Linked DNA regions of Homo sapiens: region 1 is linked to region 2. A link is a contact called in ENCODE Hi-C or POLR2A ChIA-PET data. All regions are on one chromosome and are shown on one strand. Each heading gives the region's core, a stretch centred on a gene start or an enhancer-like site at or near the end of the contact. The rest is flanking DNA. Distances are from core to core; before and after follow the strand shown.

The links. A loop is a pair of places that touch in the nucleus more often than their neighbours do. ChIA-PET counts read pairs that join two places held with the same protein, here RNA polymerase II (POLR2A).
Region 1: a loop to region 2 is called in a map of chondrocyte, with 3 times the contacts of the local background. The contact joins the enhancer-like site here to the promoter of NKILA in region 2. A Hi-C loop is called at or near these places in 1 of 168 maps with a recorded cell type or tissue (chondrocyte). POLR2A ChIA-PET finds 5 or more read pairs at or near these places in 3 of 52 experiments (A549, AG04450 and PC-9).

What each region holds. Positions count from the first base shown.
Region 1 is chr20:57,943,580-57,949,443 of GRCh38, reverse strand. No RefSeq gene overlaps it. Among named protein-coding and RNA genes, the nearest start is that of LINC01742, 57 kb to the left of the region's middle. Within about 2 kb of position 1,688, at least 2 of the 41 ENCODE cell types and tissues checked have a DNase peak (open chromatin) inside an H3K27ac peak, as active enhancers do.
Region 2 is chr20:57,705,622-57,711,924 of GRCh38, reverse strand. It overlaps NKILA (NF-kappaB interacting lncRNA), which reads right to left and starts at 1,742. Exons shown (of 1, transcript NR_131157.1): 1 at 1-1,742. It overlaps PMEPA1 (prostate transmembrane protein, androgen induced 1), which reads left to right and starts at 1,910. Exons shown (of 4, transcript NM_020182.5): 1 at 1,910-2,451. The coding sequence starts at 2,343. RefSeq lists silencers at 1,509-1,628, 1,649-2,078 and an enhancer at 2,917-3,528.

The DNA of each region.
Region 1 (5,864 bases), core at 439-2,938, 240 kb before region 2:
CCATCCATCCATCCATCCATCCATCCATCCATCCATCAATCCACCCATCTCATTCATCCATCCATCATCCATTCTTCCATCCATCCATCCATCCATCCATCCATCCATCAATCCATCCATCTCATTCATCCATCCATCATCCATTCATCCATCCATTAATCCATTTATCCATCCACTATTCATCCATCTATCCACTATCCATCCATCCATTAATCCATTTATCCATTCACTATTCATCCATCTATCCACTATCCATCCATCCATCCATCCATCCATCCAACCCCCCATCCATCCATCCATCCATCCATCTCATCCATCCATCATCCATTCTTCCATCCATCCATCCATCCATCCATCCATCCATCCATCCATCTCATCCATCCATCATCCATTCTTCCATCCATCCATCCATCCATCCATCCATCCATCCATCCATCCATCAATCCATCCATCTCATTCATCCATCCATCATCCATTCATCCATCCATTAATCCATTTATCCATCCACTATTCATCCATCTATCCACTATCCATCCATCCATCCATCCATCCATCCAACCCCATCCATCCATCCATCCATCCATCCATCCATCCATCCTTCCAACCATCTGTCCATCTGTGCAGGGCACAGCAGTGGGCCAAGTCTTGGATGGGACTCAGACGTGAGCTGCAGCGTCCCACCATCAAAATGAGGTTGTGAATGTCTTAAGAACAGTGAAGAGAGACCACGGGGCACACCCGCTCCGGGCTTGGAAGTTCAGGAAAGGCCTCACTGAGGAATTGATATTTAGTCTAAAGCAGGAAGGGAGAGTTTCCAGGCAGAGGGAGCAGAGTATGCAAAGGCCCTGCAGTTGGAAAGGGCTTAGGATCTGTGAGATGGCGAAGGTGGCTGTGTATACTGAGAAGGAGGCTGGAGAAGTCAGTGGTTCTGTTTCCCATTCCAGAAACTTCTCTAGTATAAAGCACTCTCAGTAGGGGATTGTTTTCCCTTCTGCAAAAATAATGGAAACACCACACGTAGGAGTCATTGTGGGACCCATTACTCAACTGTAGTCGGAATGACAGTGCAACATCTTAGTAAGAAACACAGCCATCAGATTATTACTCCAGTGGGAAAGGTTCAACATATAGCATCCATGAGATGAGAGTTAACGTGTGGGTGACCCATGGGAATCAGGGGTGTGGGGGAACCTCTTTCCCTTTCTTCCCAGACCTGCTCTCCTGCCTCCACTGCCTCCCTGCCCTCTGAAGATCTCATTTGGAGTTGACTCACAAACAGATGAATCTTTTACAACCCCCATTTCCTCTGCTCCAGGCGGCCGGCACGATGAAATGGCATCTCCCCACAGTGAAAGCCAAGCCAAACAGATTAATTTTAGATGCATCTGCTGTAGATTAAACATTTGGAAAAGCCATTTTATAAATATTTTTTTTCCACAACCACATCCCCATATGGCCGCGAGCTCCGGCCTCATTCCGAATGCTGCTGGGGGCCTTACCCATATGTATTTAATGTTCACTCCAGGCTCAAGACTTCTGTTCCCGGCCTCCAGGGAGCATTCCAGAGCATGTTTTAATCTACTTTTAGGGAACGCATCAGACTCCTCTGAGCAAACAAAGCATGGGGAGCCTTCCTGGAGGTGGGATGGGGTTTGGGGAGGGCGAGTGTAGGGTAACCCCTTCTTGATCCTCTCTCCAGATGGCTGACCCTCAGCCCTCTGTCTCTGCTCTGCACCGATCTAGGCCCTAGAAGTTCCAGGAAACAGGATCCTTGTCTTTCTAGAGCTCCCTGTCCAGCAGAAAAAAATCCCCCTTCGGGTCAGCCTTGGCTCACTTGAGCCACCAGACTCCATGGAGAGTCGCCAAGCTCTGTGGGTTCTGCCTCATTGCCTCATTGGTGCCTTCTGGGTCTGTCTCCACTGCCCGTTTCCATCGCCCCCAGCCCATGGCTCATGCCTGGACTATCATTGACCTCCTAGCTAAGGCTCACTTGTCCACTCACTCACCCCGATCCAGCTACCCCCAGCAGCCTAAAGGCTCACATCTCCTGGCCTAAAACCTAACACCAATGGAGAATAGTCACCCGCTTCCACCCCACCCCTGCCATGAAGGCCACACCCCTCAAGATGGTTGTCCAGGCGCCACAAGGCCCCATGCTTGCTGCTTCTCCTTTGATTTGATTTTCTTTGTTTTGGGGAATTACAGATTCAGAGGAAATCTCAAAAATAGTGCAGACAGGTCTGATGTGCCCTTTAAGTCCACAGCAGAAAGTGGAGTTCACTAGCAGGTGTCACCGTGAAGGGCCTGGCAGGGGGAGGGCCTGTGAATCCACGGTGATTGCACGACAGCCAGTGATTACTCTGGGGCCACAGGATCCTGGCTTCTTCTGAACATAAGAGGCAGCACGGGTCCAAATTTAACTTGACTTTTGCCTACCGTATGGACCAGATGCTCCCCATTCCTGCCCCGGCCCTTGCACTCAGTGTCTGTTCTTGCCTCATACAAAATCAGTGGACTTTTCCTTATTCAATTCCATGTTCCAATTCCTCATTCATGAGGCTGGGATGTGGGGTCTCCTGTTTTGGAATTCCAGCTCTGCACTAAGTAGGTAAATATGGGTAAGGAGTGAAGGACTGTGAGGTGGGGACAGCTGGTGCAAAGGCTCTGAGGTAACAACAAGCTTCATGTGTCCAAGTGACAGGTCAAAGTCCAATGTAGGAGTAGGCGGGAAAACAGAGGAAGATGAGCTGCTTGGTCCATTAAAACAAGGGCTCCCAGCCCTAGAAACAATACCAGGGTAAGTCTTTGCTGCACTGGCTCTGTCTTGACTTGTGCTACCCACTGAGTGTGGTGTCCCAGGCAAGTTTCCTAGGCCCTAAAATCTGTTTGGGATGATGAATGTTACCAAAATGTCTATATTCATGTCCTGTTCTGCTGCCCCCAAAAGCATCAGGGTCTCGTATGGGCTTTGCCCAGGTAGGGCTTGATGGTTGTAAGCAACAGAAACTGATACCGGCCACTGGCAGCAAAGAGCACATTTGCTGGGAGGGCACAGGGAGGACCCAGGATAAGCAAGGGAGGCTGGAGAACCTGGCTTGGAATAAACAGCTCTGGGGCAGAACAAGGGAATCATGGTAGCTGGGAGTAATGACAGACTCGCTGGTCTTCTTGCAGGAATAAAGGAACTGTTTCTCCCAGCATCTAATAATTTCATCATTCAATTGAAGAGTCAAAGTTCTAGAAGAAAGAGCACTGTGCCCACCTGGACTAAGTATTCTCCAGCCTCCCCGCCCAACCCTCACCCATTCTCTGTCTGTCTCCATCCTATCCTGAGCCCTGGGAAGATGGCCTTTAAAAACTGCATCCATGGTGTCCCTTGTCCTCTGACTTCTGATTAGGTTTGTCCAAAATGAGCACTTGCAGAATGGAGGATGAGAGGAGAGACAGGAGGTTGTGTGTCCTTCTCCCCAGGTTGTCACGCGGCCTGGCCTCCAAGGGCCACAGCTCCTATGGTGGACAGGGACAAGGGGACCCAATCCTGGGTCCAGCTCCTGCTAGGTTTCAGTGAGGCAGTTTCTGGCCCTTGCCAGCTATTGCTGGTCTTAGCTGCATTCCCCACTCGATGGTCCTCTCTCTGCTTGTATCTCTGTGCATGTTGTGTCAAGCACTTCAGTTTTCTCTTGAGGGAAATCTCAGCTGTTTCTTCCCAGAGACATGGCTGGGACACCTCTTGACTGGTCAGGGTGATGAGTGGACCCAGTCCAAGGAGTCTGGGTAGAAACACATCAGTTACCCTGCAGGAGGGACAAGGGAGCTGGGATACTGACATGCTAACTCCTGGCATTCATTGGTTGGGCACTGCTTTTCCTGGGCACCTTCAGCTTGCCTCATGTGTGGGTACAAGAGGCTTGAGCAGCCACTGATGGCTCTCAGGCAAAGACACTCAGGGGCCGCCACTGGCACTAAAATGGTAATGGCCGAGCGGTTAATGGAGCACTGAGGAGCTGAATTTTTAATTGTATTTAATGGTAATTAATTTAAATGTAAAATGCCACATGTGGCTAGTGATGCCTGTATTGGAGAGTGCAGGTCTCAAAGGGACTATAGGTACAAAATAAATAATCACACAAGTGATTATGTAATGACAGTCTTGCACCTCATAACAGCGTTTTGGTTAATGATGGACCGCATACACAATGGTGGTCACATAACATGATAATGGAGTTGCCAGATTCCTGTAACCTGGTGACATCACAGCCATCATAACTTCGGAGCAGGACGCATTCCTTGTGTGTTTGTTGTGACACTGGTGCAAACAAACCTACCGTGCTGGTAGTCATATAAAAGTCTAGCACGTAAAATTATGTGTGGTACATAATACTTGATAATAAATTACTCTGTTACTGGTTTATGTAATTACTATATTATACCTCTTATTATTTAAGCATGTACTCCATATATATATATATACACACATATAAATATATGTATATATAAAGTTTATGTATATATAAAGTTACCTGTAAAGCAGCCTTAGGCAGGTCTTTCAGGAGGAATCTGGAAGAAGGCATTGCTATCATAGAAGATGGCAGCTCCATGCGTGTTATTGCCCCGAAGACCTTCCAGTGGGACAAGATGTGGAGGTGGAAAACAGTGATTCTGAGGATCCTGTCCCTGTCTAGGCCTAGGCTCAAGTGTGTGCTTGTGTCTTAGTTTTTAACAAAAAAGTTTAAAGAGTAAAAGTAAAACTTAAAAAAATATTTAAAGTAGAAAAAAGTTTATAGAATAAAGATATAAAGAAAGAAAACACAACTGCAAGCTTGTTGAAAGAAAGAAAGAAAATATTTTTGTACATCTGTACAATGTGTTTGTTTTAAGCTAAGTGTTACTAGAAAAGCATCAAAAAGTTAAAAAATTAAAAAAGTAAAAATTGACACTAAGCTAAATTGATTTATTATTGAAGAAAGAAAAATATGTTTTTACACATGTTGCGTTGCCAAAGTGTACAGTGTTTATAAAGTGTGAAGCAGGGAGCGGTAATGTCCCAGGTCACCACATCTCTCCACACTCACTCACTGGTTCGCCCACACCAACGTCCAGTCCTGGGAGCTCCATTCATGCAGGTATCCTATACAGGTGTAGCAGTTTTAAATTTTTTATACCATATTTTACTGTACCTCGTCTGTGTTGAGATAGGTTTAGATACACAAACACTCACCATGTGTTGCGACTGCCTGCAGTATTCAGTACAGCCATGGCCGCACAGGCTACACACATAGCCCGGTGTGTAGGAGGCTACACCATCTGGGTTTGTGCAGCAGGCTGTATGATGTTTGCACAATGATGAGGTCACCTAACAACTCATTTTGCAGAACACATCCCTGTCGTTAAGTGACATATGATGGCATCGCTAAGATCACCATTTTGCGCTCTCACTGTGGCCTCTATAATTTCTGTCTGAACAGGGTTACCAAGGAATGCCTCATTCAGCTGAGATCTGAAAGGTGGCTCTGAGGACGGAAAGGAGAGAGGTGGGGGAGGACCTTCCAGGCAGCGGAACAGGGTGTGCAAAGTCACGAGGCACACGGAGGAAATGGAGGGAAGACTAATTAGACGCAGAGTAATGAGTGCAGAGAGGGAGGACCAGAGACGGACAGGTAGGTCAGACCTAGGGGCCTTTACACCATTAGTCCCATTTTACAGGCAGGGAAAAGGAAGCTTCAAGAGGGAACATACACATCCGGAACCACCCGCTAGCATGGGGTGGGGCAAGAATTTGCACCTAGCTTCATGTGGGGCCAAAGCCCGCTCTTAATCACAGCTATGCCAGCCCCTGGAAGGCGATGGCTTCCATGCATAGCAGG
Region 2 (6,303 bases), core at 493-2,992:
TTTGTTGATTGAATGAATGAAGAAATGGCTGAAAGCAGGGGTGGTAATGATGACCTCCTTCACCCTAGGAAGTGAATGGGACCCAGGTCATCTCCAGGCCCAGCCAGTATTTGCAGTGGCACCCCAAGGGATGCTGGGGGACCCCTTAGCTTTTCTCTTAAGTTGCAGCGGCCAAACTGCAGCAATATCTTCCCTGATAAAAGACACGCTGGTGGTATTGCCCCTTCCTCAAGGCAGGGGCTGAGGGCGCCCAGTTCACAGCAGGGTGCCATCTGGGGTAGACGCTGGGTATTGCCCCACTCCTGGGCCGGGGCCTGGGTCCTGACCTAGTGCTGGCTGTGGCTCCAAGAGTGAGCTTCTCCTCCCAAACAGAAGACGGTCAGTGCCTCTGAACCTCCCTCTGGGCTGGGCACGCTTGGACTCCTCCAAAGAGCTTGGACCAGCCTGAGCCACATCCCTGGGCTTGACTTCTCCAGAACAAGCCTCCTGGTCTTTCTGGGAGAGCTCTGGCAGCATCACTGTGCCTGTGCAGGGAGAGCGGGAACCCACTTCCTGCACCGGCTTTCTCTGAGTTCTTCAGGATGAATTCGCTCTGGTCTAGGTAAGTTCTACCCCGAGGCCACCTTCACTTCCCAAATTCCAGCTTTTCCTTCTCTATCCAAACTGTTACAAACACAGTAACAATAATTTTTAAAAGCTTTTTTTTTCTCTGAACACACTAAGTCCCTGCTAATTACTGAAACTCCAGGCATTACAGGAATATGTGGACACTTAAAGAATCAGGACTACGTGGGAGAGGGGGAGGCAGCTCCCCAGGGTCCTGGGTTGGCACACAGGCTCCACCACTGTGTGACTTTCAACAAGCGACTTCCTTGACCAGCTGCCCGCTCTGTAAAATGGGGAGAGTAATATTCGGCCACACTGAGTCGGTGTCAGGTTGAGTTAATATTTGGAGAGTTTCTGGCACAGGTAGGTGCTCCTTAAGTGCCTGTTAAATAAGTGAAGCTTTGAGAAAGTGTCTAAAAGGCGACACACTAAATTTTTAAGAGGCTGGAGGTGGGCCAGGGAGGGGAGGTCTCTTATGTAATATTTTAATATCTTTTTAAACCTGAAGAATGTGTTCTTGTAGCACTCCTGTAATTAAAACTTAATGAACTAAAAGTACACCCCTCCTGCTCATACCCCTTTTGAACTCCGCAGCCGCGCCCCCCAGCCGGAGGCCCCTTGGGCAGCAGACAATGGGTGTGGATTCGCCCCAGGTCCCGCCGGCTGGGGCGGCGACAATACACCAGTCCCCGACAGCTATTTACATGACAAGGGCTTCCGGGCGTGTCTACGCGAGTTCCCGTCTTTCCTGGTCGTCCTCCTTGGGTTCGGGTGAAAGCGCTTGGGGGTTCAGTGGGCCATGATCCCCGAGCTGCTGGAGAACTGAAGGCGGACAGTCTCCTGCGAAACCAGGCAATGGGTGATCCATCTTGGGGGCTTCCTCCCCCTTTCTCCAATTTCTCTTCCCTGAGCCCCCAGGGACCTTGTGCTCCTCAGAAGATAGGCTAGCCCCAAGAGCCTGGGTCAAGGACCCCAGGGACGGGGGCGAGGGGAGGGCGCACCAGCAACCCGCCCGGGTGCGGCTGGCACCGAGTTCGGCTCCCCGGCCCCGGGCGTGCGCCGGGCAGGCGTTCCAAGCTGACCGCCGTTGGGGAGAGGGCACAGCGCCCCTCCTCCGTTGCGCGGGTGCCGGGTCTACGTGGGCCGCCTAGCTCTGGCCCTTTAAGAGCCCGCCCCGTTTCCCGTCACCCCGCCCCCCGGCTCGGGGAGGGGGTGCGGGGGAACCTCGGCGGGGATTGGCGCAGCGCGCGCCCCCTCCCCGGCCCCCGCGCGGTGGGAACCGGCAGCCCCGTCTAGCGCTGACGTCAGACCGTCTGCCTGCCTCCGACCGCGGTCTCGGAGCGAAACCCGATCTCCTTGGACTTGAATGAGGAGGAGGAGGCGGCGGCGGCGGCGGCGGCGGAGGCGCTCGGCTGGGGAAAGCTAGCGGCAGAGGCTCAGCCCCGGCGGCAGCGCGCGCCCCGCTGCCAGCCCATTTTCCGGACGCCACCCGCGGGCACTGCCGACGCCCCCGGGGCTGCCGAGGGGAGGCCGGGGGGGCGCAGCGGAGCGCGGTCCCGCGCACTGAGCCCCGCGGCGCCCCGGGAACTTGGCGGCGACCCGAGCCCGGCGAGCCGGGGCGCGCCTCCCCCGCCGCGCGCCTCCTGCATGCGGGGCCCCAGCTCCGGGCGCCGGCCGGAGCCCCCCCCGGCCGCCCCCGAGCCCCCCGCGCCCCGCGCCGCGCCGCCGCGCCGTCCATGCACCGCTTGATGGGGGTCAACAGCACCGCCGCCGCCGCCGCCGGGCAGCCCAATGTCTCCTGCACGTGCAACTGCAAACGCTCTTTGTTCCAGAGCATGGAGATCAGTGAGTGACCCCACGCCCCCCTCCCCGGAGACTCCATCGGGCTCGGACCCTATGTCGGGGCACAGCTGCGAGCGGGGGTCCGGGCCCTGCGCGCCCCCTCGGACCGAACGCCCTGCGCCCGGGCAGCGCCCGCCGCGCCCCGGGCGCGCCCTCCCGGCTCGCGGCAGCTGGCGGCCGGCCCGGCTTTGTCCCGCGGCGCTGCGAGCCTGGCACGGCCCCCGCTGTCCGCGCCCCGCCCGCCCGGACTCGGACCCGGGGCTCAGCGGCGGCGCACGGCGCGGGAGGGTTGGGGCGGGCGGATCCGTGAAGTTTCCATTTTATTTCCCTGAGGGCAGTCGCGATGGAGCATTTAGGCCGGCTCTTTATCAACTTTGGGCGGGGGTGGAGGGGCGTGTGAGACACTGTCTGGTCTGCGAGGTGTCTGGGGCTCCGGGCGTGTGTCTGGAGTGTTCGCGGCGCTGTGTCTCGGGCTCTGAGTGGATGTCCGTGCGTCTGTGGAGTGTGCGTGGCTGCGTGGCTCTGTCTGGGTCTTCGGCGTCTCTCGGGGTGTCTGGGGGTCTGAGTCGCGGTCTTGCCCAAGAGTGCGTGTCACCGAGTCTTCCTGCCTCTCTCTGTGTGTCTTTCCCGTGTCCGGGCCGGGGTGCCTTTCTTGAGCGTGTCCATCTTTCTGGGGGTCTGGTCTGGTTGGGCCGGATCTGGGGACCGTGTGTGTCCAGGTGTCTGAATCCAGGGCTCAGCTCTGGCCCGTCTGGCCCAGCGTGGATCTTGAATGTGTGTGTGTCATTGTGCCAGTGTCTGTGTCCCCGACGCACCTATAAATAGCCTCTGTCTGGACAGCTTGGTTCAGTCTGGCTGAGACCATGGTTACAAAGGAGTCAAAGTTTGGGGCTGTTTGTGTTTGGGACTGCCTGGCCCTAAATAAGGGATCAGTGGACCAACGGTGGGGAGTGGGGTTTTGAACCTTGTCGCTAACGCAGCCGCCTGGGCACCCAAAAGTTCAGATAAGTAAGTCTCTACCTCCTGCACACACAGCCCACCTAGGTGGACATTTGGTTGAGTGGAGAATTGAACCACTACCTCCCGGGTTCTGGCTTCTAGCTTCTAGCCTACACCTTGTCCCCCAGCCCACCTTTTCGGGGACCTTTTGCTTCCCTGAGCTTTAGTTTCCCCATCCCCACCCTGAAGAAGCACGCCAGGTGAAGGGGCACACAGTCCTTCCCTGCTGGGGGCCAGGCTGCCCCTAGCTGGGGCCCGGAGCTGAGAAGCAGCCGCTGTGGAATGAAGGCAGTGTCTGGGCGGCTCATAAGCAAGTGTCCGCAGGCGGCTGCCAGTTTGTGGCCCCTGAGCCTATACAGTGAGCTTCAAGTGGTAAAAATAACCAGGCTGGCCGGGCTTTGGTGGTGGGTCCTTCCATCCATCCACCTCTCCACACTCCCTCCCAGCCTGGAATGGAAAGCTCTCCCCCTACCCCACCTTAGCTGGCCTGTGCCAGACTAGCGAGGTGCCAGGAGGACCTGCCCAGAGCCAGCGTTTGCGGAACCGACTTGCCTTCCCAGAGGCCCTTTGTGAACTCAGGAGGCTAATGAAATGCACGAGAATGTTATTAAAATACGTTCGCACACGTTTGGAGAGTCTTGCCTTAGATGGATTGCTGCTTCAGTGCCCTCCTTGCCTCACTTTTTGCCTTTCGCTCTGTAAAGCTGCCTTGAGGACCTCCTGCTCGAGGGGCACACATCCTTGTGTCACCCTTATTCCAAGGGCTGGGCACAGTGCATCATTTTGCTCTTGTCTCTCTTTATGGTTCAGGACTTAAAAAAAAAAAAAAAAAGCATTGTTCTTATTTCTGTCCTTTCTTAGGCTCATCAGTCCATGATGTTTTTGACCTGACATCAAGGCCTCTTGTTAAATGCCTTGCCGCCGCCCTCTGCACTTTGCCCCGCCGCCGCCAGCAGCCTTTGAGTGATTGGGACCCTTGGGGTTAATACCTGGAACCCTAGCCTGTTCCAGCTGGCCCCTGGGTGCCCCAGTTAGTCCTGTGTTCTGTGTATACACAGCCCCCTACTTATTGGAAGAAAGCTGCAAGGCACGGAGGGAACCAACCAGTCTTTAAAATGCAGGTATACTGTAACAGTTTGTTTTCATCAGATTTCCCCGAGAGACTAGGGTGAGGAAGTGGTAAGGCCTGGTGTCTCCTGGAGTTTCTTTACACCAAAAGATAGGAAGGAAGGAGGGAAGGAAAAAAGAAAGGAAAAAAGCTAGTATTTGGTTTTTCTTTTAACTAGTAGTGGCTGCTGTTTTTCATCTAGTACATGCTGGGAGTTGTTTGCAACGAGAACTTGATGGATGGTTTGGAGTTGGGCTTTGAGGCAGTGTCCAAGTGGCTCCTATCCTGTAAGATACCTTCTTTTGGCAGAAGGAAATTGACCTTGCTAGGTCCTTAAGCCATGATGGGCCTCACTGTCTTCATCTGAAGAATGAGGCCGTGATGGATGAAATCTAGAATTCTATAGTCTTTCAAGATAGGGCCTCTCCCCTGCTGAGCCTGGCTGGAGGTCTTCAGGCTGGACCGGGCTTCCCACCCACTGCTGGTTCCCCTGTGTGGTCTTCAGCTACCCCAAATTTCAGACCTGAGAGGAGCCTACGCAAGCTCGGGGTTCACATCCCTGACTTACAGATGAGGAAAGTCCACCGTGGAAAGTTTTGCCCGAGGTCCAAAACCCACACCAGCCCCAGGCCAGGGTGGTTTCTCTTGGACTGCACGCCCACACCTCTTGAATTTGGTACTTGGGCCCCAGAGCAGGTCCTCCTTGAAATTGGGGGCTGGGGGAAATTGTCAGAGCCCCTTTGTACGCCGGGAGCCACGTCTGCTCTCAGGATGCTGAATGGAGTGGGCTTGACTGTAACAGGACACTCCTGGGGCCCCATTTTTTCTGAGAGTCGAGGGATGAGGCTGCTGTCTGGTGGGAATTCAGTGTTCCCAAAACATACCCGTGGGAAAACCCTTTCTTTTAAAAAGCCAAGGGTCCTGGGATTAAAAGCAGGCAGCACGAGTGACAGCCTTGCAGATGTCAGCCTGGAGCTTGAAGCGGCTACTTTTGAGGAAAGGACTCCTGGCACCTGGTTTTCCTGGCAACCTCATCTACCTCATTTCAGTTCTGCTGCGTCTCAGAGATTACCCCCGGTCTTTCTCCTCTGGTTATTGCCTCAAACTTCTGGGGCCCAGATGGATGCTAAGTTCGCTCTCGGGAAAGACTGAACCTGGGGCCACCCGGTGTCTGCTCACGCGGGAGGCGTTTCCTGAGAGTTCTGGGAGGTGCCCCTGCCCTGGGCCCATCTCTGGTGGTATCTACGGTGGCAGCTGTCTTTTTAACATCACCCACTGGCCAGAGTCACCGAGCCTCTGATTCTTCTTCTCCAACCTTTTCCAAACAAATATGAGAAAATATCAGAAACTCACAGGACACCCAGGTTTCCCTGGGCTTGCCTGGCACATGCTGTTTGACACTTGCTTGAATCAAGTGAGGGTGTAGAGACAGTGCCTTGGCACTGTGACATTCTGAGCCCGGTAATTCTTTGTTGGGGGGCAGGAAAGGCCGTCCTGTGCTCTGTAAGGTGTTACCAGCACCCCTCTCCCACACCCACTAGATACCAGCACCCCTCTCCCAGGTTTGACAGCCAGAAATGTCTCCAGACATGGTCAAATGCCCCCTACTGAGACCACTGTTTAATCAGTTAGTGGTTTCTCCTAAGGGGCTTGAGGGCCAGAGGGCAGCATCTGCGTTGCCAGGAGACCCTTAATTCCCGTCAGACGTTCGTCCCTGTGAAGGCCTGTGGCCACTCCGCAGCCACTCA